Regions from separate parts of the Homo sapiens genome. Here regions 2, 3, 4, 5 and 6 are each linked to region 1. The links are chromatin loops, found by intact Hi-C in ENCODE. Cell type or tissue: heart right ventricle. All regions are shown on one strand. Region 1 has its middle 3.3 kb from the start of SELENON. Region 2 overlaps MAN1C1 (mannosidase alpha class 1C member 1). Region 3 overlaps MAN1C1 (mannosidase alpha class 1C member 1). Region 4 overlaps MAN1C1 (mannosidase alpha class 1C member 1). Region 5 has its middle 39 kb from the start of LDLRAP1. Region 6 has its middle 6.0 kb from the start of MAN1C1.

What was found. Peaks named below come from ENCODE experiments on the same cell type or tissue, not always from the same donor. Only the 100,000 strongest peaks of a DNase experiment are listed, where the experiment ranks them.
Region 2: a loop joins it to region 1, with 2.2 times the contacts of the local background. A loop is called at or near these places in 41 of 110 quality-filtered maps.
Region 3: it touches region 1 in a loop (3-fold over the local background); 42 of 110 quality-filtered maps call a loop at or near these places.
Region 4: a loop joins it to region 1, with 4 times the contacts of the local background. A loop is called at or near these places in 33 of 110 quality-filtered maps.
Region 5: a loop joins it to region 1, with 3 times the contacts of the local background. A loop is called at or near these places in 23 of 110 quality-filtered maps.
Region 6: a loop joins it to region 1, with 5 times the contacts of the local background. A loop is called at or near these places in 108 of 110 quality-filtered maps.

What each region holds. Positions count from the first base shown.
Region 1 is chr1:25,794,936-25,798,935 of GRCh38, forward strand. No RefSeq gene overlaps it. Among named protein-coding and RNA genes, the nearest start is that of SELENON, 3.3 kb to the right of the region's middle. In heart right ventricle, CTCF peaks have their summits at 2,068 (motif pointing left), 2,267 and 3,255 (motif pointing left); a DNase peak (open chromatin) is centred at 2,076; H3K27ac peaks cover 2,190 bases.
Region 2 is chr1:25,698,493-25,702,492 of GRCh38, forward strand. The region is part of intron 2 of MAN1C1 (mannosidase alpha class 1C member 1); the gene reads left to right. Among named protein-coding and RNA genes, the nearest start is that of MAN1C1, 84 kb to the left of the region's middle. In heart right ventricle, a CTCF peak has its summit at 2,322; DNase peaks (open chromatin) are centred at 1,206 and 1,819; H3K27ac peaks cover 4,000 bases.
Region 3 is chr1:25,693,171-25,697,170 of GRCh38, forward strand. The region is part of intron 2 of MAN1C1 (mannosidase alpha class 1C member 1); the gene reads left to right. Among named protein-coding and RNA genes, the nearest start is that of MAN1C1, 78 kb to the left of the region's middle. RefSeq lists an enhancer at 2,540-3,039 and a silencer at 2,768-3,062. In heart right ventricle, a CTCF peak has its summit at 2,161 (motif pointing left); a DNase peak (open chromatin) is centred at 2,161; H3K27ac peaks cover 3,389 bases.
Region 4 is chr1:25,741,904-25,745,903 of GRCh38, forward strand. All of the region lies in intron 2 of MAN1C1 (mannosidase alpha class 1C member 1), which reads left to right. Among named protein-coding and RNA genes, the nearest start is that of SELENON, 56 kb to the right of the region's middle. In heart right ventricle, a CTCF peak has its summit at 2,394 (motif pointing left); DNase peaks (open chromatin) are centred at 1,421, 1,808 and 2,388; H3K4me3 peaks cover 526 bases; H3K27ac peaks cover 3,788 bases.
Region 5 is chr1:25,502,446-25,506,445 of GRCh38, forward strand. No RefSeq gene overlaps it. Among named protein-coding and RNA genes, the nearest start is that of LDLRAP1, 39 kb to the right of the region's middle. RefSeq lists enhancers at 617-1,184, 1,185-1,750. In heart right ventricle, a CTCF peak has its summit at 1,547 (motif pointing right); a DNase peak (open chromatin) is centred at 1,551.
Region 6 is chr1:25,608,778-25,612,777 of GRCh38, forward strand. No RefSeq gene overlaps it. Among named protein-coding and RNA genes, the nearest start is that of MAN1C1, 6.0 kb to the right of the region's middle. In heart right ventricle, a CTCF peak has its summit at 8 (motif pointing right); a DNase peak (open chromatin) is centred at 4; H3K4me3 peaks cover 280 bases.

The sequences.
Region 1 (4,000 bases):
AGCCACCACGCCCAGCCAGCTCTCAGGCATCTTAACCTGGCAGACTGGACCAAGCCTTCTCCCCAGCCGGGGTCCCTCCAGGGTGCCTCATCTCAGGATGGTGCCACCAGCTACCCAAGCTCAACCCATGGCTGATGCTGGTCTTTCCTCTTGCCGTCCACTTCTGACCCATCCGCAAATCCTGTCTGTGGCTCTGCTACACTCATATATCTTGTCCACGCCTGCCCAATCCCTGCCATCTTATGTCTGGGCGACTGCATTAGCCTCCTGTCTCCCTCCTTCCTCTGTCCATCCCCTAACTCTATTCTCTACCCAGAAACCAGAAAGATCTTTAAACAAACATCAAAACCAAGAGGCTTTACTGGGATATCATTTACATGCCATAAAATCCACCCACTTCAAAGATGGACAATTCATGTTTTTTTAGTATATCACAGAATTGTGCAAGCATCATTATAATCTAATTTTAGAACATTTTATCACCCCAGAAGAAACTTTGTACCCATTAGCAGTTACTCCCCAGCCCCCTCCTCCCGGTCTCCCACTATAGCCCCAGGCAACTGCTAATTTAGTTTCTGTCTCTCTGGATCTGTGGATTCTGGACATTTCACTGAATGAATCACACAAGCCGTGGTCTTTGTGTTTGGCTTTTTCCACCCAGCTTAAAGTTGCTAAGGTTTATTATTGCCCACTAATACTTATCAAATGGATACACCGCATTGTTTATCCATTCATTGCTGGAAATTTGGGTTGTTTCTGCATCTGGGCTATGAGAAAGGTCTTTTAAAAAACAAGTCACCAGCCGAGTGCGGTGGCTCACTCCTGTAATCCCAGCACTTTGGGAGGCCGAGGTAGGCGGATCACTTGAGGTCAGGAGTTTGAGCCCAGCTTGGCCAATATGGTGAAACCCTGTCTCTACTAAAAATACAAAAAGTAGCCAGGCTCGGTGGCCGGCACCTGTAATCCCAGCTACTCTGGAGGCTGAGGCAGGAGAATTGCTTGAATCCGGGAGGCGGAGGTTTCAGTGAGCCTAGATCGCGCCACTACACTCCAGCCTGAGCGACAAGAGCAAGATTCCATCTCAAAAACAAACAAACTAACAAAAAACCAAGTCACACATTGTCACCACCCTGCTTAACACCTTATAATGGTTTCACATCATATCTAGAATGAAGTTTGACCAAGTGCCGTGACTCACACCTGTGGTCCCAGCTACTTGATAGTCTGGGGTGGAAGGATGCTTTGAGCCCAGGAGTTCAACGTTGCAGTGAACTGAGATCGTGCCACTGCACTGCAGCCTGGGGGACAGAGTGAGACCCTGTCTCAATAAATAAATTGAATGAAGTTTGTTGCCGAGGCCTGCAAGATTCCGACGTCCTGTCCCAGCCTCTGTCACCAAGCTTTTCTCTTCCCATAACTCACTCTGCCTTCTGTGTGTCTCCTGGACATACCAAGCTTGTTTCCACCCCAGGCCTTTGCACCGGCTCTCCCCTCTTCTCCGTGCCTGGGACGCTCCTTCCTCGATTCTTCTCATAGCTGGCTGCTTCTTCCCGTTCCAGGCGCAGTGTATGTGTCACCTCCCAGCTACGGTGCTGATGCCTGCCTGTGGCACTGTGCCACAGTGCCCTGTCTCACTCCTTCACACTTACCTTTCTCTGAAATTACCTTGTGTGTCTGTCATTTCCTTCCTCCGAGTAGAATATTCAGCCCCCACAGAGGAAGTGCCTTGCCCGTCTTCTATAATACTGTGTTCCCAGGGCTGAGAACAGTCCCTGGCACACAGCAGGTATTTAGTTTGCGGAGAGGCCCACGTGGTCCGGGCATGCTTAAGCAACTCCTGCAGTGGCACCTGTTTCCCCCAAGTGATCCTTTGTTCTCAAATGTTGGTCCTATTATTGGCTGCCAAGATGTTAGGGTTGGGTTTGGGGAAAATCACTTGCCTCTCTAGGGTCCCAGATGAAGAGAAGAAACACAAAAAACAAAGCCAAATGGCCCTCTTCCTGGCTCACTGTCGCCGGTGAAACTGGAATGGAAAATCCTAATTTGATTTGATTCCCTGGAGGGCAGCAGCGCCCCCTGCGGGAAGAAGGCCTTTCCTGGTGAGTTTACCCCAAAGAGACAGGAAGCAGAAGAGAGGATGCTACTAGGAGGCAGGCAGGGATGTGTGTGTGTGTGTGTGTGCGCGCGCGCGCGTGTGCGTGTGTGTGTGCGCGCGTGTGTGTGCGCGCGTGTGTGTGTGTGTGTAGGAGAGAGAAAGAGAGAGAGACACACACACATCAGGGGTGTGTGTGTGTGTAGGAGAGAGAGAGAGACACCAGGATTCGAGGCAGTGACCCTGCCCCTACTTAAATGTGGCTGCAGGCAGGTCAGGCTCCCTCCTCTTCTCATGGGTGGATGGAGTGGCCTGGAGTGCTTACACCAACACCCTCTGCGCAGGGAGGTGGGTGTGGGTGCCCCCAGGCAGAAGCTGGGACCCAGTAGGGAGTCTGAAGGGTGCTGCAGTGGCTGAATGTCCCTCTCTTCTGATGCCTCCACATTGTCTCAGTGGTAAAGTCCAGGCTTTTCACAAGCTGGCCAGCGTGCCAGCCCAACCTTCCTGCCTCCTCCTCCTCCCTCTTCACACTTCCCCCCCGGGTCCCTCTGCTCAAATCCACTGGACTATATTCTCGAGACGCTACGGATACTCCATCGAGTTTCACATCACTGGGCCTTCACCTCTGCTGTTCCCACCCTCTGGAATGATCTTCCTGGGTGCTATGCCTGGTGAGCTCCTGAAGTCAAGGTCTGGCCAGACCTCTGCTCTGGGAAGCCTCTTCTGAGCCCTCCTGATAGTCAGGGGGACCCTCCTCTGTGCACACCCCTCTCAGAGCACTTACCCCTCGAGAGGAGGGTTGCAGTATCCATTGACTCATCTGGAAGAGCAGAGACTGTTTTGTTTTCTGATGGACACCCAATCGCCAGGACACGGCATAGTAGCCCTTCAATACATGTGTTGGAAGGATGAATGAGCGAGTGCCCACTAACCTCCGAGACCCTCATGGACGTGGCCAGTGCGTCACTCACCTTGCTGTGGTTCCCATTGGCTGCCAGTTCCCAAGTGTCACCCTTGCCCACTGGGAGGCAATAGCAAGGTGCCAAAGAGATCCTGCAGGGCTGCCCCAGCCAGAACCACCCACTAGGCCCTATCTCTCACGGCCTTGCCCTGCCGGGGATCTTGGTTTGGGACAAGCCCTTCTGGGAAGGGCGCCCTCCAGTGGGAAACCAGCCCTGCTCCACTGCCAGTCCCAGAGCTGACACCTCCCAGAGCTGACATCTCCCAGAGCTGGGCCCAAGATTGATCCTTTTCACAGAGGCACACTGATCTGACCTGATTGTCATTAACCCACCCCCACTGTGCGCCTTCCCGAGCTTCTAGAATCATCCCCCAAGTCCCGCAAGCCCCAGAAACCCATTTCTTCAGCACTGGGCAGCAGAGACCAGTGGGGTATCTGTATCTTTAAGAAAAAGCAAGTGTAATAAATAAAAGTTATCTGGGAAAGAAAACTTCCTTTGTTTATTTTCCAGAAGCCTTAGCTCATCAATCTTCCCCTCCTAACCTGCTTTGTGCTCTACTAGTTTTGCTTCCAATAGAATAGAATTTGGTTTTCTAGTATCATGTATCGTACACAGGGTGTCCCCAAACAGTAGCAATAATGAGTTGAAAGTGGCACAGTTGGAAGCCTTCAGAAGCCAACGCCAGATGTCAGGCTCTCAGTGGGTCCCTCTAAGGACACTGGGGCCAGAGCACAGGGCAAGGGTTGGGTGGGCCCACAACTCTGGAAGGTCCCTGGGAGTCATTCATCTGACAGACACTGAGGAGTGCCCACGATGTGCCACGCCCTGTGTGGGCTCTGGGAAGGCCTCACCTGGTGCTGCCATGGCTGGCCACCAAAGAAGAACAGGATGGGCAGTGGAGGCAGGACCCCACCCCCAACTCAGTCGACCGGGTCATCCCGTGGGA
Region 2 (4,000 bases), 96 kb before region 1:
AGACAAGTAGCAGGGAGCAAGACAGACGCTCTGTGACCCTCCCCGGCCAGTGAGGAGACAGACGCATGAATCATACTTCCAGTGAAGACCGTCCGTGCGAGTGCTGTGAGGTACAGGCTTACACCAAGGGCTCCTCAACTCATTCTTGGAGGGGTGAGCTTCAAAAAAGCTTACTGGGGCCGGGTGCAGTGGTTCATGCCTGTAATCCCAGCACTTTGGGAGGTGGAGACAGGCAGATCACAAGGTCAGGAGTTTGAGACCAGCCTGGCCAGCATGGTAAAACCCCGTCTCTACTAAAAATACAAAATTAGCTGGGCATGGTGGCATGCATCTGTAACCCCAGCTACTTGGGAGGCTAGGCAGGAGAATTGCTTGAACCCTGGAGGCGGAAGTTGCAGTGAGTGGAGATCGCGCCACTGCACTCCAGCCTGGGAGACAGAGCAAGACTCTGTCTTGGAAAAAAAAAAAAAAAGCTTCTTGGGAAGGCTGACCTCCATACTGAGACTGGAAGCATGAATGAAGAAGCATGAAAGGCTGGGCGCAGTGCCTCACGCCTATAATCCCAGCACTTTGGGAGGCCAAGGCAGGCAGATCACCTGAGGTTAGGAGTTCGAGACCAGCCTGACCAACATGGAGAAACCCCATCTCTAATACAAAGTTAGTTGAGCTTGGTGGTACATGCCTGTAATCTCAGCTACTCAGGAGGCTGAGGCAGGAGAATCGCTTGAACCGGAGAGGTCGAGATTGCGGTGAGCTGAGATTGCGCCATTGCACTCCAGCCTGGGCAACAAGAGCGAAACTCCATCTTAAATTAAAAAAAAAAAAAAAAGAAGAAGAAGAAGAAGCATGAGAGAGGGATTATGGCACAGAAACACATGGGCAAAGTCCTAGATGGGAGATGTGGCAAGACCTCGGCCCCTTGGGGTCTAAAAGATGTTCAGTGTGGCTGTACTGGGTGGGGGCCATGGTAAGAGACCATCTGTGAGTGGTGCTGGCATATAAATGGGGTCATAAATGCAGCTCCTGGTATTTCCTCCCCACTCTAGGTCCCAAGAGCCAGGATACCTGCCTTCTAATTGCTTTTCAGCCGTCAGTCGACTCTGCCACCCAGATGAGGCCTGATCCCCATCACAGAGCGTGGGCGTCTGGCATATGGTCTCTTGAGTTACTTCTAGGTCCTAAAATAGCAGGTGATTGGGCCACTACTGGGTGTGTTTCATCCTGGCTGATGACAGCCTGGTGCAGCCAGGCAGACAGCAGGGTCAGCCCTGGAGACAGAGGTGCTTCATGGGTCACAGTGGCCCCATGCCGGCCCCACAGCCAGTGGAGACTGAGCCATGGCCACCTCTCTGGAAGGTGGGAGCCAGGGCTTCACTTCCCGCTGCCACTCGGGGCCTCTGAGGCAGGCAGATCTGTTTCCAAGCTCCACAGACAGCTGTTCTCCCAAGCATAAACGGTCAGCATGAGAACTATGCAGGGATCAATAGGAATTGTTGAAAAATTCTGAAAAGAGAGCCCGGAGGAAGACAAAGAGCCCCGGAAGTATGTTGTCAGCACAATTTGGTGCTAATACTCAAGTTTGTTTTTCTTTTCATCAAAGTCTGAAAGGCAGTTGGAAATCCACTGCCCTTGTTTTTTTGTTGTTGTTTTTGTTTTTAATGACTGGATAAAGCACAATTGCATTTTCTCCCCCAATAACTTTGAATTCTGGGAATAGACCATGTAGGGATAACTGCTGCTGTCTAATCCCTCCAATGGCTGCGCAAATATTTAGGACCCGGAGGAGAGGAGTCACCCTGGCTCCCTGCCTTCCTTCTAGCACGCAGGGCATGGCTCCCAGATAATGCTCCTCTTGAAATAGCACTTGCCCAGAAATGCATCTGGAGATTGTTTTGCAACAAGAAACTGACAGTGCTTGGGGACATGGAGAATTTATTTGAATAATTTCTTCAGTTTCTGCAAGTTTGTCCTGAGGACCTTCTCTCTACCAGGCTGGGAGCTGGGAGCAGAGTTGGGCAGAGGATGTGAAAATGAGCAGAACACAGTGGGCTCCTCGGAGAGAAGACACAGGCCATCCCCCTGTGCTACCAGACATGATGCCGGCCTAAGGAACACATCTATGAGAAAGCGGGCATTTAAGAAGAGAGGCTTGTCATACTCCTCGAACTCTTTAAGTGTCTTCATAAAGTTCCCCACAGTTCAGTGCCAGGGAATCACACAGATACTAGAATTTGAATGGAGGCTGGGAGGAGGTAGGCTGGGGTGGTAGATTTTGACAGACATCAGTAAATTTCTCTGTGACAGGTCGGGGGACAGGCCAGGCCAAGCGTAGGAGGCCCTGCTGGGCAGTGTTGGTGCTGCAGATGGGGTTGGGGTGGGAGGCGGGGAATGCAGGCTTGGAAGGAAGAGGCCTCTTGGGGCATTCGGCACCAGCCAGGCACCCCCCAGATGGCTGTCTGCACAGGGCTGACTTCGCCATTAGGCTTGGCGCCTAGGGCCCACAAAAATGTTTTCATTTTAATTTCTTTTAAAATCCGAGGAGAAAAAGCGAACATGATAATGAAGCCAGCCTGGATTATATCCATCTTTATGCCAATGCAGTTGTCAAGGATCATTTTAATATTCGTTTATGGAGGAAGGGGCGGCAAAGGCACCATTGCCGGGACCAGAGGAGTCATTGTGCAGCCCTGCCCTTGGTCCTTGGCTTCCTCCCCAGCCCAGGGGCCTGAAAGCCTGCACCTGCTCAGGCACCATGGGAAGGGTCCCTTTGCATTGTTGTCACAAAAGCTGGCAAATAAACCCACTGAGAACTCGAGTTCTAGTGCTGGGCAGGAAGGGCATAGCCATGGGTGCCCACCGGCTAGTGCAGACCCCTTCCTGTGAGTTTCATGTGTTGCTTACAGTAACTCTGAAGTGGGTGTCATTCTGATGAGGAAACTGAGGCTGAAAGGGAGGTGACTTGCTCAGGCCTGCACACCTGGCAAAGAGGTGTGCAGCAGGTCACAGCCAGGCTTGTCTGCCTCCAACGCCCACATTCCCTGTTTCCTCTGCCTCAGGGACTGGGAACTGCCCAACAGGCAGGACCTCCTATTCAACTTACCTTGTGCAGCAACACATGGTATTGGCCCAGGTGGCACTTTTTGGGGTATTTGGAGATGATAAACAGCAAAACAGGGTCTGTGTGTGTGCCATTGATTCAAAGGGCGTGCGATGTGCCTCTGTTGACCCTATTCATCTTCACCCTTGTGTCCCTCCTCCCTTGTTAGGCTTTAAAAATAAAGCCATGATTTGGAGCAGTGGCTCACGCCTGCAATCCCGGCACTTTGGGAGGCCCAGGCGGGTGGATCACTTGAGGTCAGGAGTTCAAGACCAGCCTGGCCAACATGGAGAAACCTTAACTCTGCTAAAAATACAAAAATCAGCCGGGCGTGGTGGTGCACACCTGTAATCCCAGCTACTTTGGAGGCTGAGGCAGGAGAATCGCTTGAACCTGAGAGGCAGAGGTTGCAGTGAGCCTAGATCTCACCGCGGCACTCCAGCCTGGGTGACAGAGCTAGATGCTGTCTCAAAAAATAAATAAGTAAATAAAAGTAAAGCCAAATTAGTTAGTTACATCCCCCAAACCAAGAAGGATAAAATCCCAAACACCCGAGAGGAGGCTAATGCATGACGATCGCCGGCCTAAGAGGATGTCCCCGTGGGGCTGCTTAGAAAGAACTTGAGCACCCAGATGGACCAGGGCAAGCCGCTTCTCATTCTTAGCCAGAGCTGACAGCAGGGCCCACATCGCCCCTGGCAGTGTGGCTTCATCCGAAGGGCCTTGAATTCCCAGGACATGAAACTCGCCCAGATCCAGATGTAAGTACAAAAGTGGGTCCCACAGTCAGTGGAGAGGCACGCTCCCTGGGCTCTCCCAGGCTCTGAGGGTCGGGGCTGCAGCTCTTCCTTCTCCTCCAAGGAGCAAAGCCAGGCAGCTCCTCAGGGCCCATCCCCCCAAAAC
Region 3 (4,000 bases), 100 kb before region 1:
ATTAAATCTTATTAAGAAAATAAAGGAAGAGAAAATATATTCACTGTCCATTAAGTGAAAGTGGATCATTATAAAGGTCTTCATCCTCATCATTTTCCTGCTGAGCAGGCTGAGGAGGAGGAAGTGGGGGTTGGTCTTCTGTCTCAGGAATGGCAGAGGCAGAAGAAAATCTGCGTTGGCTGGGTCCAGTGGTCCATGTCTGTAATCCCAGCACTTTAGGAGGCCAAGGTGGGCAGAGCCCCTGAGGTCAGGAGTTCGAAACCAGCCTGGCCAACATGGTGAAACCCGTCTCTACTAAAAATACAAAATAATTAGCTAGACGTGGTGCCGCCCACCTGTAGACCCAGCTACTTGGGAGGCTGAGGCAGGAGAATTGCTTGAACCTGGGAGGTGGAGATTACAGTAAGCCGAGATTGCCCCACTGCACTCCAGCTTGGGCGACAGAATGAGACTCCATCTCGGAAAAAAAGAGAAAATTTGCGATTAGGTGGACCCACGCATTACAAGTTCATGTTGATCAAGGCCAAATGTACTTGCAAAACATACCATTGGCTGTCAGTGTGATGGACAGAGAGGAGAATGGATTTGAGAACTAGACCAGCCTAAGTTTGAATCCTGTCTCTGCCACTTTGTAGTCTTGTCACTTTGGGCGAGTTTCTTAACTTCTCTGCACCTAATTTCCCCATCTGTACAATGGGGATAACAACTACTTCACTCAACAGCTGTAAGGATTAAAGAAAGTTGATGGGTGTAAAACACCTGGTGTATAGTACCTGCCCATATACATTCATAAAATGTAGGCTGCTGTGATTATTATGTTTGTAAAAAGTAATAATGAGAATAAGTATAGTCCAAGGAAAGAAACAGTGCCTGGTGCAGAGTAGGCTTTCAGTACATTTTGTAGAATAAATAAATTGCCTAGTGCAGTCTCTGAGTGCCCTATTTTCCCTCATGTCCTTCGGCCTGGGTTTGGCTGGGTAAGGGCTGGGTCTTGCTGTGTTCTCTATTCCTCTCATCCCCTGCAGCTGCCTTGACCTCTCGTCACAGAGTACACTCCGAATCAGCAGACAGACCCTGTAAAAAGTAGCAGTTCTGCTTAGTCAGCAGATCTGATGTTCAGGCCTCTTCTCTGTGCTTGTGTGGCCAAAAGTAACATCTCCCTGCTCTGAGCCAGCCCCAGGATGACCATGAGGAGCCCCAAATTGGATTCCGCCTCTGCCTCGCAAATCCCCAATAGAACTGCCAGCCAAATCCCCATTTTGAGGGATGATTTATGGCCTTGGGTGAGTTAAGAGGCAAAATGAACACAGCATGATTTTCAGATCACAGGCTGGGAATGTTCAGCCTTGGCAGAGAGAAAAATCATCTTTGCCTTGTAAACGGAGCAAATATGATGTTGAAGAGGGAATAAATCCAGGCCCCAAGATGTCATTTTTACAATTGCTTTTTGGCGTGTGACTTAGTAGTGCCTTCTGCAAACTGTTCATACTCTCCCCCTCCACACACACACACCAGCCTTGGTGGGTCTTTTTGTCGGGGTGAGAGTTACTCCACCAGTGTGGCTGCCTTGGGAACTGCAGATGTTGCCAGATAGATAGTTTGTGAAAACCAGCTGCTTCCCTAGTACGTGGATCTCCACGTATGTTTCTGGGAGGTAGCAGCTTTGACTTCAGAGATATGCCTGGGTTTAAATCCCATCCCTAGCACTTACCAGCTGAGTGAAATTGGGCAAGTCACAAACTTCTCTGAACCTCAGTCTACTCACCTGTGAAATGGGGGGTTAGCACATAGTAAGCCTTCACCAAACATTACATTTTTTTTCTTCCCTGCAGGTATACACACCCTTCCCGGTGTATACATTTGACTTATCTGGCTGAAAATACCATAACTACTTGATGAGTTTTGGTTTTTGGAGGTTTTTTTCTGGAGAAAAAAAATCCATAGCTCCTGGAAACTCAGTGTTGGGCTATGTTGCTCACTGATTCTGGCAGGCCGCGGTGCACATTCCTGACCCAGGCTTTGAGTTTGTTTTGAGAAAAAGCTGTCATCAGCTTTGTAAGTGGTGATGTTGCAATTCCTTGGATAGAATGGGTCAGGCTTAAGGGCAGCAAGCAAACCTTCCTGGTAGTCACATGCTTTGAGAGCCCTGAAAGCGCCATCCGGAGGCCAGAGGATATAAAAGTCGGAGGAAATGGCTTAGGAGCACTGGTCACTGATAGCCAGGCCCTTAGCCCAAGGAAGATAAGAGAACCTGCTGTTAGACAGATGCTACGGCCCCATGGTGGTCTCCTTGTGGCCTTGAGTGACATGTGCACAATTCCTCGGCCACCTTCTGATGATCAGAACATTCCTGGGGCCCAAGGGGTGATCATCAGAGCAAAGCACGCCTCGAAATTAGCTTGCTGCAGTGTCGTGCACTCACACCGCCGACCGACCACTCACCGCTCCACACTCTGCGCTTTCCTTCTTCAAAGAGTTTTTGCCAAGCAGTTTCTAATTAAGATGCATCTTGGCCATTTTCTTGTTCTTTAAAAGGCTTTCCACTAGCACAGAGCATAATTTATTTCTCTAGAAAATATAGTAGCAAGTTGTTGTCAAAAGAAAATTGGAGGTTAGGAGCCTTGGGTTCGTGTCCCCGCTCTGGCGCCAGCAGCCGAGTGAGCCGGCCTCCTCTGGGCCTCGTCTCTTCATCAGTACAAAGGGGTTTGCTTTGTCTCTGCCCAGGGTTCTGTGACTGCTGGTTGGTTACTAGGTTGATTTCTTTCTGTCTTTCTTTCTTTTTCATTTCGAAGGGGGTATTGGGCTGGTCTTCTTGGAATCTGAGATTTCAGCAACAAGTCTTGTTCCTGTCAGGAGAGGAGTGAGTCAGGGTGTCTATTCCCAGAGCAAGTTGCTGGGGATGTAGGAGATGATTCATATTGAAATTGACATTCTCTCCTGGTGGCAGCGTGTTCCGCCCACTTTGCGAAGACCTTTCCTTCCTTAGAAACAAGGCTGAGCCTACAGCAAGAGCCTCCTTTTCTTCTCACCGCATTGATGGCAGCACTTGCCAAGTTTCCCAGCAAACCCTGTGACAAATAGGTATGTGCATTCCCAGAATCTCAGACTACCAGGCCACTTGGATCCTTTGTAGCCTGTGGTCCAGTGTCTGAGGACCGGGAGGCAGGTCCTGAGAGGGCCGGGACTACCTGAGGTCAGACAGCCAGGATCGAACCCTGGTCTTCTAACTTGAGCCTCTATTTTTTTTTTGTTTTAAAATTACTTTTTAAAAATTGGGGTATAACTTATAACATGTCTACATTAAATTGCACAAATCTTAAGTGCACAGTCTAATGGATTTTACATATAGTTACCTCTGTGTAACTGCCATGCAGGTCAAGATTAAAAGCATTTCCATCACCCTAAAAGGTTCTCTCAGGTCCCTCCTAGTCTGTAGCTCCCCAAGGGTAGCTGCTGTTCTTTTTTTACTTTTCTTTTCCTTCTTTTTTTAAATATAGACAGGGTCTAGCTCTGTTGTCCAGACTGGAGTGCAGTGGTGTGACCATAGCTCACTGCAGCCTCTAACTCCTGGGCTCAAACAATCCTCCCACCTCAGCCTCTGGGTAGCTAGGACTACAAGCACGGGACACCACGCCTGGCTAATTTTTTAAATTTTTTGTAGAGATGAGGTCTTGCTATGTTACCCAGGCTGGTCTCAAACTCCTGGCCTCAAGGGGTCCTCCTGCCTCAGCCTCCCACAGTGTTGGGATTACAGGCGTGAGCCACCATGCCTGACTGAGTGGCCACTATTCTGACTTCTATCACCATAGATTAGTTTTGTCTGCTTTAAAATTCTGTATTATACTGCATGTACTCTTTTATGGCGTGCTTTTTTCCTTGTTATTGTATCATGAACACTAGTTTGTTTTTCCTGTTTTTCTTTCCGTTCTGTTCCTGGACATTTTTATTTTCAGGATTTGGTTGTATCATATCAGAAAGAAACCTGTACTCAATGGCAGTT
Region 4 (4,000 bases), 53 kb before region 1:
TGACCTTTGGGATGCTTGGAGACAAGGCTGGAAGGTTGGTGGGGAGGGGTATGAGAGAGGCAGTGGGGACCCTTGACCTCAAGGGGCTCACAGTCTAGTTAGGGAGGCAAAGCCCCACAGTGCAGGGAGGTAGTGGTGGGTGCCCAAGAAAGTGCTGTGGGCACTCTCAGGGCAAGAAGAGGTTAGCTAGTGGAACCAGTTCAGGCTGCCCCTGGGAGGTAGACCTTGAAGAACATGTTAGTGTTGAACATGCCAAGATGCACAGAGAAGATTTCTTGGCAGAGAAGACCACACTTGCCAAGGTATGGAAGCAGGAGCTTGCACCCCTTCCTACATGGGTACTGAGGAACCATTGGCAGTTCCTGAGCTTGGGGAGAGACCCAAGTTGGATCTGGCTTTAGAGTGAATAAGAGGTAAAGGGAAGGGGTCTTGGAGATAGGAGGACCCTTTTGGAGGCAACTACACAACCAGATCAGGTAGTGATGGCCTCGGCAGCAGATACAGATGGGACCTGTGGGGCGGTTTTCCTTTAAGTTGGGCCAAGGGTTTTTGCAAGCTGCAATCTCACGCTCACGTTGCCCTGCAGGGTGAGAGAGAGGGCCGGGAATGTAGTTGCACCCCAAGGCCTCACTGACCCAAGAAGATTTTTGTGGAGGGGCTGCCCAGTGCCAGTAGGGGCAAGGAGGGCCACATGTACTCACTATCATGCCAGCCCTTGTCCATCAACCTACCCCATTTAACCCTCCCAGGAGCCTTATGAGGCAGGTCCTAGTGTCACCGCCATTTTGCAGATGAGGGAAACGAGGCACAAAGAGGTAGAATGGCTTGCCCTATTGCACAGCTAGGGTATAAGAGGCCAGGATTTGAACATCTCCCTGACACCAAAGCCAGCCTCTTAGCTATGTGTGAGGTTGCCTTGCAAAGGCTTTATTCAGTAGCCAAAGGTCCGAACCCTCCCAAAGGAAAGGATCAAGAGGGTCTCCCTGACCTCGTTGCCCTTCCTCACTCCCTGGCCAGGCTGCTATTTCAAGGTGAACTAAGGGACCCCAGAACTGATGAACAATCGGTTCAATGAACTGATTTATCAAGCACTTAGTCTGTGCCAAGCATATAGGTTGTATTTATCAGATGTATCTAGGCCAGGTGTGTATGTGATGTATTTATCCTGGCTCAGGAACCTGCAGTGGCTCCCCAGTGCCCTGGTCCAGTGGTCTTAACCTCATTTTATAGATGAGAACTTTGATGCTTAGAGCAGATGTGTTGCTGGCTCATAGCGGCATTTGAACGCGGGGCTGCTGATTTCTGGGCCTGTATTATTTCTAAGACACCTCACTGCCTTCTGCACTAGCAGGAAGGGGTGAACCCCATGGCTTCAGAACTGGAACAGGAAAGTGGACCAACATGGAGCCCGCCCCAGCCACAGCCCTAGGGAAGCGTCCAAGCTGGCTCTTTGTGTATAAATCATGGTCTGTTTACTGAACAGGGAGTGTGTCTTTCCTCCTGGGGAGCTGCCCCAGGGTGGCTGCAGGTGCAAATAGGGTTGAATTCAGGATAGGGCCTTCTCTCCTGCCCAGCCTGACCGCTGAGTAGCCTCTGGACTGGAATGAAAGGCTTTCCAGTAAGTGCCTTGCTGGACTGCAGCTCAGCCATGTGCCAGGTGGGAATGGGGGTGGGAGACCAACCAAGAGAAGGATTCAGGAGCCTGAGAGCAGGGGCAGGAACTTGCCAACAAATCTCTTAGCAAGCTGCTTTCTCAGCTGGCCTCATAGAGCGTCCCCAGGGACGTCACGGGGCAGAGCTGGTCACGAGGAGTCCTGGCTGCCCTCCCAGCCTGATCTAGAGGAAGAAGGGCGCATGGGGTGAAAACACCAGGGAGCTCAAGGCAGGATTCAGAAATCAGACACTGCGGCTGCCTCTCCCCTGGCCTTGAAGGACATACGGCCTGGGCCTCTCTTGATCCGTAACTGATCAGAGTGGGTGGGGTGGGGTGAGCAATCAGATCTGCAACTGTTTTCACAGAGAATTGAGCGGCCCTGCAATGCCTGATGCGTGGAAAACACATTCCACTTGGCCTGGGGCTGGGCCAGTCCCCCCTTGGTCTAATCTTGAGTGTGTCCCATCCCCTCTCTGAGGTCTTCATCTATGACAATGAAGGGGTAGGGGCAGCAGGATCCCCCAGATTCTTCCAGGCCCTTCAAACGTCTGGTTTGAGGTCCTGTGATAGAACAGGAAGGGGCCTGAGCTACAGCCAGGAGCATGGACACCAGGCCTGTACCCTGTGTGCTGGGCACGATCTGCTTTGCTCAGTCTGCCTGGGCTCCTCAGTGCCTCCCTGCTTGAGCACCTCGAGAGGGTGAATACGGGCCAGGAACTCTGTTCAGCCCTGCCACCTACAGGGGAAGCAGCTGGGATGAACCGGCAAAGGATCAAGTCTGTTTGGCTTTGGGATGTGTTTTCCTACCACTTCTTAAGCATGGGAGGGGCTGACATTCTGGAAATTCACTTCAGCCCAAACAGGGAAGCCATCCCAGGACGCAGTGCTGGGTCCTTCCAGCCTTCTCCTCCCTCCTTGGCGAACTCCCTTCTGGTAATAGATTCTCCGACCTCCAGCCCATCCCAGGACACAGGGCTGGGTGCCTCCAGCCCTCTGCTCCCTCCTTGGCGGGCCCTCCCTTCTGGTAATAGATTCTTTGACCTCCAGCCTCATCTTCCTCCTAACTTCTCCCTCCCTCTCACCCTCACTTCCATTCTTTTTCCAGGCTGTATCCTTTTTCAGACCTTGCCCAGCCTAGAGAGGTGGTTAAGTGTGTGAATTTCAGAAGGATTCTCTGCCTTCAGTCAACACAAGTGAGCAGTTAGGAAGCACTCATTAAGGAGATTAGAGGCTAACTCTGAATTCAGGAGGTGCCGCAAAGCCCACGCTGCAGACTCAAGTGGGCTCAACAGGCTCCAGAGTTTCCACTGCGGAAGGTGGAGCCTGTGACTCTCAATGTTTTCAGCCTCTGCAGGGAGGACACTGAAGGAACAATTACTCCTCTTAGGGTTACACTCTGGTCCCTAAAGGAAACTACTGCTGCCTGCAATGACTCCATAGTTGTAAGGAGTTGATGGGAGGCGCCACCTCTTTCAGGAAGCCTTTCAGATAGTAGCAGGCATGTCCCTTTCTCCCTCCCCTCCACCTTCACAGTTTTCTGCACTGAGTGCAAAAGGCTCTGGTTGTGCCAGAGGGTGTCTTCCTCATTACTCTTCTGTCTGGTTCATGGGATGGAAAACTATCATTTTGCACTTATCTCAGCCTTTACTCCCAGGACAGGTGCCTGATGCCCAGTGGTAGGGGCCAGGCCTCGTAGCTGGTTCGTGCACTAGAATGAGAATGGCCGCAAATTTTTACTTTGTGTATTTGTTTGGTTTCTTTGCCCAAATTTTCTTTCCTTTTTTTTTTTTAATGGAAATAAGTTTCTGGTTATAAGAAAGTAACCCATGAGCTGAAGAAATCAAAAGGCACCTGTAATCCCGGCACTCAGAGGTAGTCAGTGGGTCATACCAGACTTAGTTCTGTACACTTACACTTTGATGTACAATAAGAATTATACTGTGTTTTTTTCTTATTTGCAATTTACTTAAAAAGAAAGAAAGAAAGAAAGAAAAAGATCCCGTGGATGTCTCCCCAGGTAAATAGGCACAGGTCGACCTCACCTGCGTGGATGACTGCATGGTATCCTATTTTATATTTGAGCCATAGTTCACCCTCTATTAGCTACAACTAATCTTGAAGAGACAGAGGATTGGCACGGTTGATTTTTGGGCCAGGTGCAGTGGCTCACGCCTGTAATTCCAGCACTTTGGGAGACCAAAGCAGGCAGATCACTTGAGGCCAGGCATTCGAGACCAGCCTTGGCCAACATGGTGAAACCCACTCTCTACTAAAAATACAAAAATTAGCTGAGTGTGGTAGCATGCATCTGTAATCCCAGCTACTTGGGAGGCTGAGGCACGAGAA
Region 5 (4,000 bases), 290 kb before region 1:
TGCCTGTAATCCCAGATACTCGGGAGGCTGAGGCAGGAGAATCGCTTGAAACCAGAAGGCAGGTTGCAGTGAGCCAAGATCACGCCACTGCACTCCAGCCTGGGCAACAAGAGGAAGACTCTGTCTCAAAAAAAAAAAAAAAGAGTTTAATGATGAGAGGCCATGCAGAAGATGAACTCTAAGCCTTACTCCTTTTTACTTATTTTGTTTATTACGTTTCCTCACCATTAGAATGTAAGCTCTATGAGGGCAAAGATTTTTGTTTATTTACTGCTGTAACCCAAAACCTAGAACAATGACTGCCACATAGTAGGTATTCAGTAAATACTTATTGAGTGATTAAGGTTTTAGATTAGACATGTAATCTGAAATACCGTGTCTTGACTGAATCAGAGCATCTCTGTAATAGTATTATTAGAATGACAAGTATAAACAGAATTGTTTCTAGAAGGAGAGGGATAAATTTGAAGTAACATATTTACTATGACATCTCCCATCTGCCTGTCTGAAACCTTGCTTTTTTGTCAGATTTTCTCTACAAACTCCTGCTTGATTTAGCCAGGTGCAAAAAGATGTCTTTACCAGCTAGATGTGCTGCGAACAATCACTTGTCTTGGAAGCCTCGCAGCAGGGGCCTGCTGGGGGCCTGTCCATGCTTCATCCCTCTGGAGCCTTAGACCAACTTCCACAAGAGCCAGTACTGCTGCGTTGTGAGTCAGTGTGGGGATTTTTTCTGTTGACAGTAATTGAATTATAAAGCATTTCCTCCTGGAAGGTATCTGGGTGATTGAATGTCTCAGAGAATTCCTTTCCATCTGACCAAGGGGGCCACACTTCTTTTCTCTCCTCCCTCCTTGAGCATATTTTAAGTGTTTCTGTTTGTTCCATCTCAACGTTTGCTTTTGGTTCCTGTCTTTGCTTGAGGTTCAAGTCTTATTTCCCCTCAGGATGGGCTTTCTAGGGTTCTGGGACCACTCTGTTGTGATACCCTGATTTTTCTCCTAAGAATCCCAGATTTAGCTTCACACACGTGGCAGGGCCTTTTAAACCCCGTCCGAAGGAGCCTGGACCGGTTGCTCTGAGAGAGGTCCATTCTGCCCGCTTCCCAGCTCTGCAGCCTTCGGGTTGAGAGGGAGGTGCAGGTGAGTGTGGGCAGGGACCTCCATGAGCCACGTTTGGCCTGGCACCAGCATATCCTGGATCCTGTTCTTCGCCGTTCCCTTCCCTGTCCTCCTCTGCACGGAGGACAGGGTTTTGCTCCTGGAGCCCTAGGCCGTGTTGGCACATTTCTCCAGTACCAGGCCCATACTTCCTTAGAACAATCATTCTCAAACTTGTTCACCAGAACAGCCTGAAGTCACCTGCGAAAACACAGATTACTGGGTCCCACCCCAGAGTTTCTCATTCATGAGGTCTGGGGGTGGGCCTGAAAAACTGCATTTCTAACACATTCCCAAGTGAGGCTGGGCCCCACCTTGAGAACCACTGGCTTGAGCGTGAGGGCTGACACAGCCCTGCCCAAAGCCACCCCCCAGCTGCCACCAGAGGGCACATGCAACCTGAGCCAGAGGTCTTGTTTCACCTCCAGCTGCCAGCTCCCCGCCTGCCACCCAGCAGAGGTTCTTTCCAAAAGATTTCTTTCTAGTTGTAATTTTTGTTATTATGTATTAGGAAGAAATGCAGATCTAAAAAATAAGGTGGGTTCTCAGAGTCTGTCTCTGACAAATATTAAAGGTCAGATGGATCAGCCTTTTGAAAGTGTTGAATGTCCTGACTTTTAAGAAATGGAACAGGCTGGGTAGGGTGGCTCACGCCTGTAATCCCAGCACTCTGGGAGGCTGAGGTGGACCAATCGCTTGAGCTCAGGAGTTCAAGACCAGCCTGGGCAACATGGGGAAACCCATCTCTACTAAAAATACAAAAATTAGCTGGGTGTGGTAGTGTGCCTATAGTCGCACCTATCTGGGGGACTGAGGTGGGAGGATCATTTGAACCTGGGAGGTCAAGGCTGCAGTGAGCTGAGACCACACCACTGCATTCCAGACTGGGTGACAAAGTGAGACTCTGTCTCAAAAAAAAAAAAAAAAAAAAAAAAGGAAAAAAGCAATGGAACAAATGGTTCCCACTGGAGGCTTCCAGGGCTTCCATCACACTGAAGTGGGGACTTCCTTTCAGAACATCGTAGAATCTTTGTGTATTCAGAACCCAAAAGGCAGTTAAGATGATAGGTGATTTTCATTTTCTTCTTTATACTTTACTGTATATTCCAAATTATCTAAAATTCATATAACAAAAAAATGATTTTTAAAACACATTTTAAATGTGACTAAAAGCCAAAACAACAACTCCAAAATAATAAAAACCAACCCAAAGAGGAACTTGGAGTGAGCAGCGTGGGGTGAGGAGAAAGCCCCCAGCTGGCACTTGGCCCCTCAGTTGGTCCTGCTGAGGTATCTGCCTAGGCGTAGGGGTCTAGTGGGATCACAGTTGGCCGAGTGCTCAAGAAAGGGATTTAGGACCGAGGAATAGATGGTTACCTGTGAGGACTCGGCCTGTCATCTGTGTAAGTCATGTGTTGCAGAAGCCCTGAGATGCCAGAACTTGAGATTTTTCAACCAAAAACAAAAGGAATCTGGATAATGTGAAATCTCCCAATTTTTAAATGTTAGCTCAAATGTATTATCTGCAGATCAAACAAAATATGTCTGGAAGCTGCTAAATAGGAACCTAAGGCTGTAAAGTGCCTACGTTTTCCTGTTTCTGGCTTTGCTCCCAGTCCCTTGGCCTCTCCACGCACTGCAGAGTTCAGGAGAAGTGGGGCAGTGGGTCTCAACCCTGGCTGCTCATTAGAGTCACCTGGGGAGCTCTTAAAAATGCCCATGGCCAGGGCCCACCCTGAGAGCGCCTGATTTAACTGGGCTGGGGAGGAACCCGGGCTTTGTTTGTTTGAATTCCCCAGAGGTTTCTAATATGCAGTCAGGGTTGAGAAACTGGGAACTAGAGGGGAGTAAGAGGAAGCCTCCATCCTGCTGGGGCCTGGGACCTCAGAGGATGCATGCAGGTGTCTGGGGGCTGGGGCTGGGGCTAGGACTTCAAATGTTTTTAGCTGGCCAAGTGGAGATATGAGCAAAGTTGGTCTCTGCTGTCTTCCCACCTCCCCTGTGGAGACCCTCGTGTCTCTTCTTCTGGCCCCTGGGCTTCCTTCCAGGCCCTTGTCCTGGATTCCCCTTGTCAACCACATTTATCGCACTGTCTGCAAATATAAATTGTTAGCCCTCTCGTTTCCAAAAAGGAATTCTGCTAGCATCACCCCAATTTGTGGTTACTATGTGTCAGCTTATGAGGGTTTTTTAAATTATTATTATTGCAAGCCACAGAAGCTGACTGCGGCCAGTATAAGCCCAAAGAGGAACTGAATGAAAAGAGACGGGGCATGCACATATGGGGCTGTCGAGAGGGCTGAAGAGGCCATATGGGAAAGACAGGAGCCAGCCAGCATGGGCAGTTTGGAGGCAGGAGCTGCTCAGCAGGGCCCGTGGCTGAGTGAGTCCATGTCCCAGCTTCTCAAGTCAAAGTCGGGGGATGGTGGTAGATGTGTGCTACTGCTCCCAATTATCCACTCCATCCCTGCAGCGAGGTTGATCCATCCCACTCTACTCAGCGTCCAAGTTGGCCATATAACTTGCATTGGTCAATGGAATGTGAGTGGGCATCACGTGTGCCAGGTGTGGGCAGCCTGAAATGCACCTGAGTGCTTTACATCAGCCTCTTGCTCCTCTCTGCGGGAGAACAGCATCTCCCAGAGAGGGGCCACAGCTGGGTGAGAGGTGAGCCATGTCAAAGCCCGCCCTCAGACGTGGGAGCAAAAAATATGTGTTACTGGTCTTAAGTCACTGAGATTCGGGGGCTGTTTGTTACCAGAGCAAAAACTGATATAGACAAAGAGTCCAAACTTGAGTCATATGTCCTCCCCTTGGCTGAATCTTGGGCTGGAGAACAC
Region 6 (4,000 bases), 190 kb before region 1:
AAGGGGGCGGGGCAATCTCACCAAGTGCCCCAAAGGCAGCGATCTGGAACTATTTGGCGAACAGGGCAAAATGACTAGCTCCGTGCAGCTTTTTTATTTCTTTAAAATACATAGAATAGAATAATTTTTAAAACGTAGAACGGAATAAAATAAGAAATATAGTATGTTTAGAATTTTTAATTTAAAACTTTAAATATTAGGTTATGTTTAATTTTTTTTTATATCATGTGTGAGGTACAATAAATATTTGTGGAATGTTGACAGTTCTTTCTGAAAAGGGATCACAGCTATAATGAATATGACTTTTTGGCTTTATTACTAACAAAGTGCTTGCCCGGGGGTCATCTCATTTAAGGTATTATGGGCCTCTTTGCAGATGAAGAAACTGATCTAAGACAGATGAGTGACCTCCCCAGGTCACCCAATCAAGTGGCAGAAGTGGGACTTGGGAACAAGTAAGATAACCCATGAGACTTCTTCTTCAAACCCCAATATTTCTTCTCTTTCCTATATCAACCTCAAATCTTAAGCTTGCTATTCTTTACTTCGTTTAATAACACTAACATTTAACATACTGAGTACTATCATCACTGCTAAGGAAACTAATGCTCAGAGGAGGAGACTTGCCCAAGGTTACGTGTCCCTGAAGAGGCAAGACTTGGATTCGAATGTGGATTTATGAGAATCAAAGCTACAACCACAATGCCCTTCTGCCACTCTGGCTTATTGACCTGCTTCTAGAAAAAAACTTGAATGGCATAGGGGATAAGTTTTAAGGGGACTTCCCATGATTGTATGGTCCAGGTGGTGTTCACCCAGCAACACCTGCCTGATGCCTTCAGCCCTTCTTACCATCCTAACCCTAGAAGGGCAGATATTTTGACACCCTGCATAGAACCTGGAGCCTCAACTCATGGACATTTAAAAAACAGACACACACAAACAAAAACTCCTTGATATTAGCAAAGGTAACCAGGTGACGAAATTATGTCAGGGTTGCATTTTAAAGAGACTGTTTTATTTCTGGCTTTATGGTGCTTGATGTAAGCTTTTAGAAATGTATTTTTATGATAATCAAAGATATTTATTTTACATGCCCTTTAAAAAGTGCCAGGACTGTAAATAATAATAGCTAACATTTAGTTCCTACTATATGCCAGGCACACTGCTTAAACATTAAAATGGATTATTTCATTTTAGCCTCACAATGTCAGTGAGGTAAACATAACCCGGGACCATGGAAACAAGAAGAACCTTGATGCCTTCCTGTGCTTGTGGAAGCGGCATCAGCTGGGATTCTCAAGTACTGCTAGCCAGCGTCTGCTCTGCCTCCAGCTGCAAGTTACTTACAGGCTCTGATCCTTAAATTGCAACATTCCACCATTGGGCTGAATGATCTCGAAACTCCCGGAGAGGAGGGGCTTCTCTGAGCAGTGCTCAGCACAACAGGGCTTCCTAAACAGCCACTATTATCATCCAAACAGGGAACATGTCTTCTGAAATGAAAAGCGGTGTGTACAGTCTGACAAGTGAAAGTTCTCATAGGGCCATGGACAGAGTATTTGAGATTCTAGCATCTCTGGAAGCGTTGAGTTACAATATAGCAGTTTGGGTTGCTATCTTGCCTGCCACTAGGAAATGAGGCAGTGCTGATTCTTTTTGTCTTTTGTAACATTAGTTCATATTTATTGAGTGCTGCTGTGTGCCAGACACTATGCTATTTACAAAAATTAGCTCCTAAGTCCTCATATCCACCCTACTTCGTGGGTACTATGATCATCTTCATTTCACAGATGAGGAAACTCAGGCTTCAAAAAGTGGGCAATTTCCCAAGGTGTCACTGCTAGTAGGTGACTGAGTCCAGGCTTAGATCTGGCACTGTGGCTACAGGGTCCTCATTCTTACCACTCTGTGTTCCCTTCTCCAGCATACTAAGGACTTGGCTTTGGGAGTAGATCTGCTCACTCGAAGGAAGAGTAAACATTTGCCTCAAGCTCTTTACAGTCAGTGATCTTATCTAATCCTCACATCATCTTTCTGAGGTGAGTATCACTATTAATCCCTTTTGACAGATGGAGAAATTGAGGCTCAGAGAGGTCAGACAAGTTGCCCAAGATCAACCAGCCAAATGTGTGGTAAAACCAGGATTTCAGACCCGAACCTGTCTGACCTCAGCCTTGGCTCTGAGCCAGGGTTTCTTACCCTTTGCACCATTGATATTTGGGGCCCGATAATTCTTTGTTGTAGGGGACTGTGCTGTGCATTGCAGTATGTGCAGTAGCATCTCTGACCTCCACCCACTAGATGCCAGTAGCACTCTGCCCCCAGTTACAACAATCTAAATTATCTCCAGAAATCACCAAATATTCCCTAAGGGCAAAACTGCCCCCAGTGGACAACCCCTGCTCCCCTGCTCTAACCACTAAGCACCCAGTGCTAGGACCCATGGCAAAGCCCCAGCTGACTGCTGCTTCTGCTGCAGGACCGGGGTCTCGGGTAAGAAGAGTTAAAATAAAACCTTTACGCTGTCATTTTAAAAGCCTCATGCCAGGTGTTCCTGGCTCTATGACCCTGAAATTGACCACCACTGCACAGTGAGGTATTGACTGGGTCCCACAGCCTGCTGGGGTGAGCCCAGGATGGCTGGAGGGCCTTTTGTCTCTCAAGACTAACTTGGTGTGCTCTCGGGGGTGGAGCCCCTCCCACAGTCATCAGTGTCTCTTCTGCCCAGTGCCAAATTTGTCTGGTGGCTATTAAGGAAGCTGCCTGATGATTATCCGTTGGCTCAAGCTTGGCTTTATCTCTAGTCTTCGATTCTAAATGAGACTAATGACCATTTGAGATTCAGATTCTGCACCAACTGCCCAGCTGCCTCCTCAGTGAAGGAGCTGAAGGGGAATCCCTTACAGCCTGGTTCACTGCTCCCATCTCAGCAAATACCCCCACCAGGCAATAAGAGACCCTGGAGATACCTCCCTCTCCATCACTGCCCAAGTTCAAGCCATCACCTGATCCTGTCAATTTTGGCTTCTAAATATGGTTTGAATCCTGTGGTGCTATCCATCTCCCACTCCCCAAATAGTCTAGCACAGACTATTGCAATATCCTCTGAAAGGTACCCCCTTCATTCACCCCTGTCTTCCATTTTGTCTTCCACACTGTAGCTAGAGTAACCTTTAAAAGTGTTCATCTGAACCTACCCACCCACCTCCCCCTACACTTTCCCACTCCTACCCTAATTCATCCGGTGTCACTTCTTGTCTTTCTCCATCACTTTCTCTACTCCAGACCTACTGATTTCTATTCTCAAAAGCACCATGTTCCCTCCAACCCAGGCACTTTGCCTGTGCTGCCCCCTCAGCCTGGGCATTCTCACTCTCCTTCTGCTAGGTAACTGCACTCATCCTCAGGGGGAGCCTCCCCTGGCCCACCCAGTGAAGCCTGGGTCCAGGTCCACTGTTGCCTGCTCTTAGGGCAATGTTTCACTCTCCTTCCTCTCTCTGATCTTAGCTCATACTCCTTTGGAAGTTATTTGTTTAAACTCATCTTCCCCATGAGACTGTAGGCTTCATGATAGGAGAAATGTGTCTGTTTTTCCTCACCACTGTATCCCTAAAGCTTAGTGTATTGCCTTGGGTTGGGTATATACATCAGGCACCTTGTACCTGCTTGTTGAATGACTGAATGAACTTATATAATCCTCCCAATGAGCCTGTGATGATCTTGCCTGAGGCCAGTGCTCTTTCCTTGCTCTCACTACGTATAGAACCTGCTCTCACAGCATTACAAGACGGAGACAGTAGACTCTGACAGGCATAGAGGGCTCTGGATCCTGATTGTCTGGGCTCAAATCTCTCTTCTGCCACTTCCTAGCTGTGTGACTTTGGGTAAGTTCCTTAACATCTCTGTGCTTAATGGTACCCCTCACATGGGGTGTTGTAAGGATCAAATAAGTTAGTCTTTTTTTTTTTTTTTTTTTTTTAGACACAGCCTCACTGTA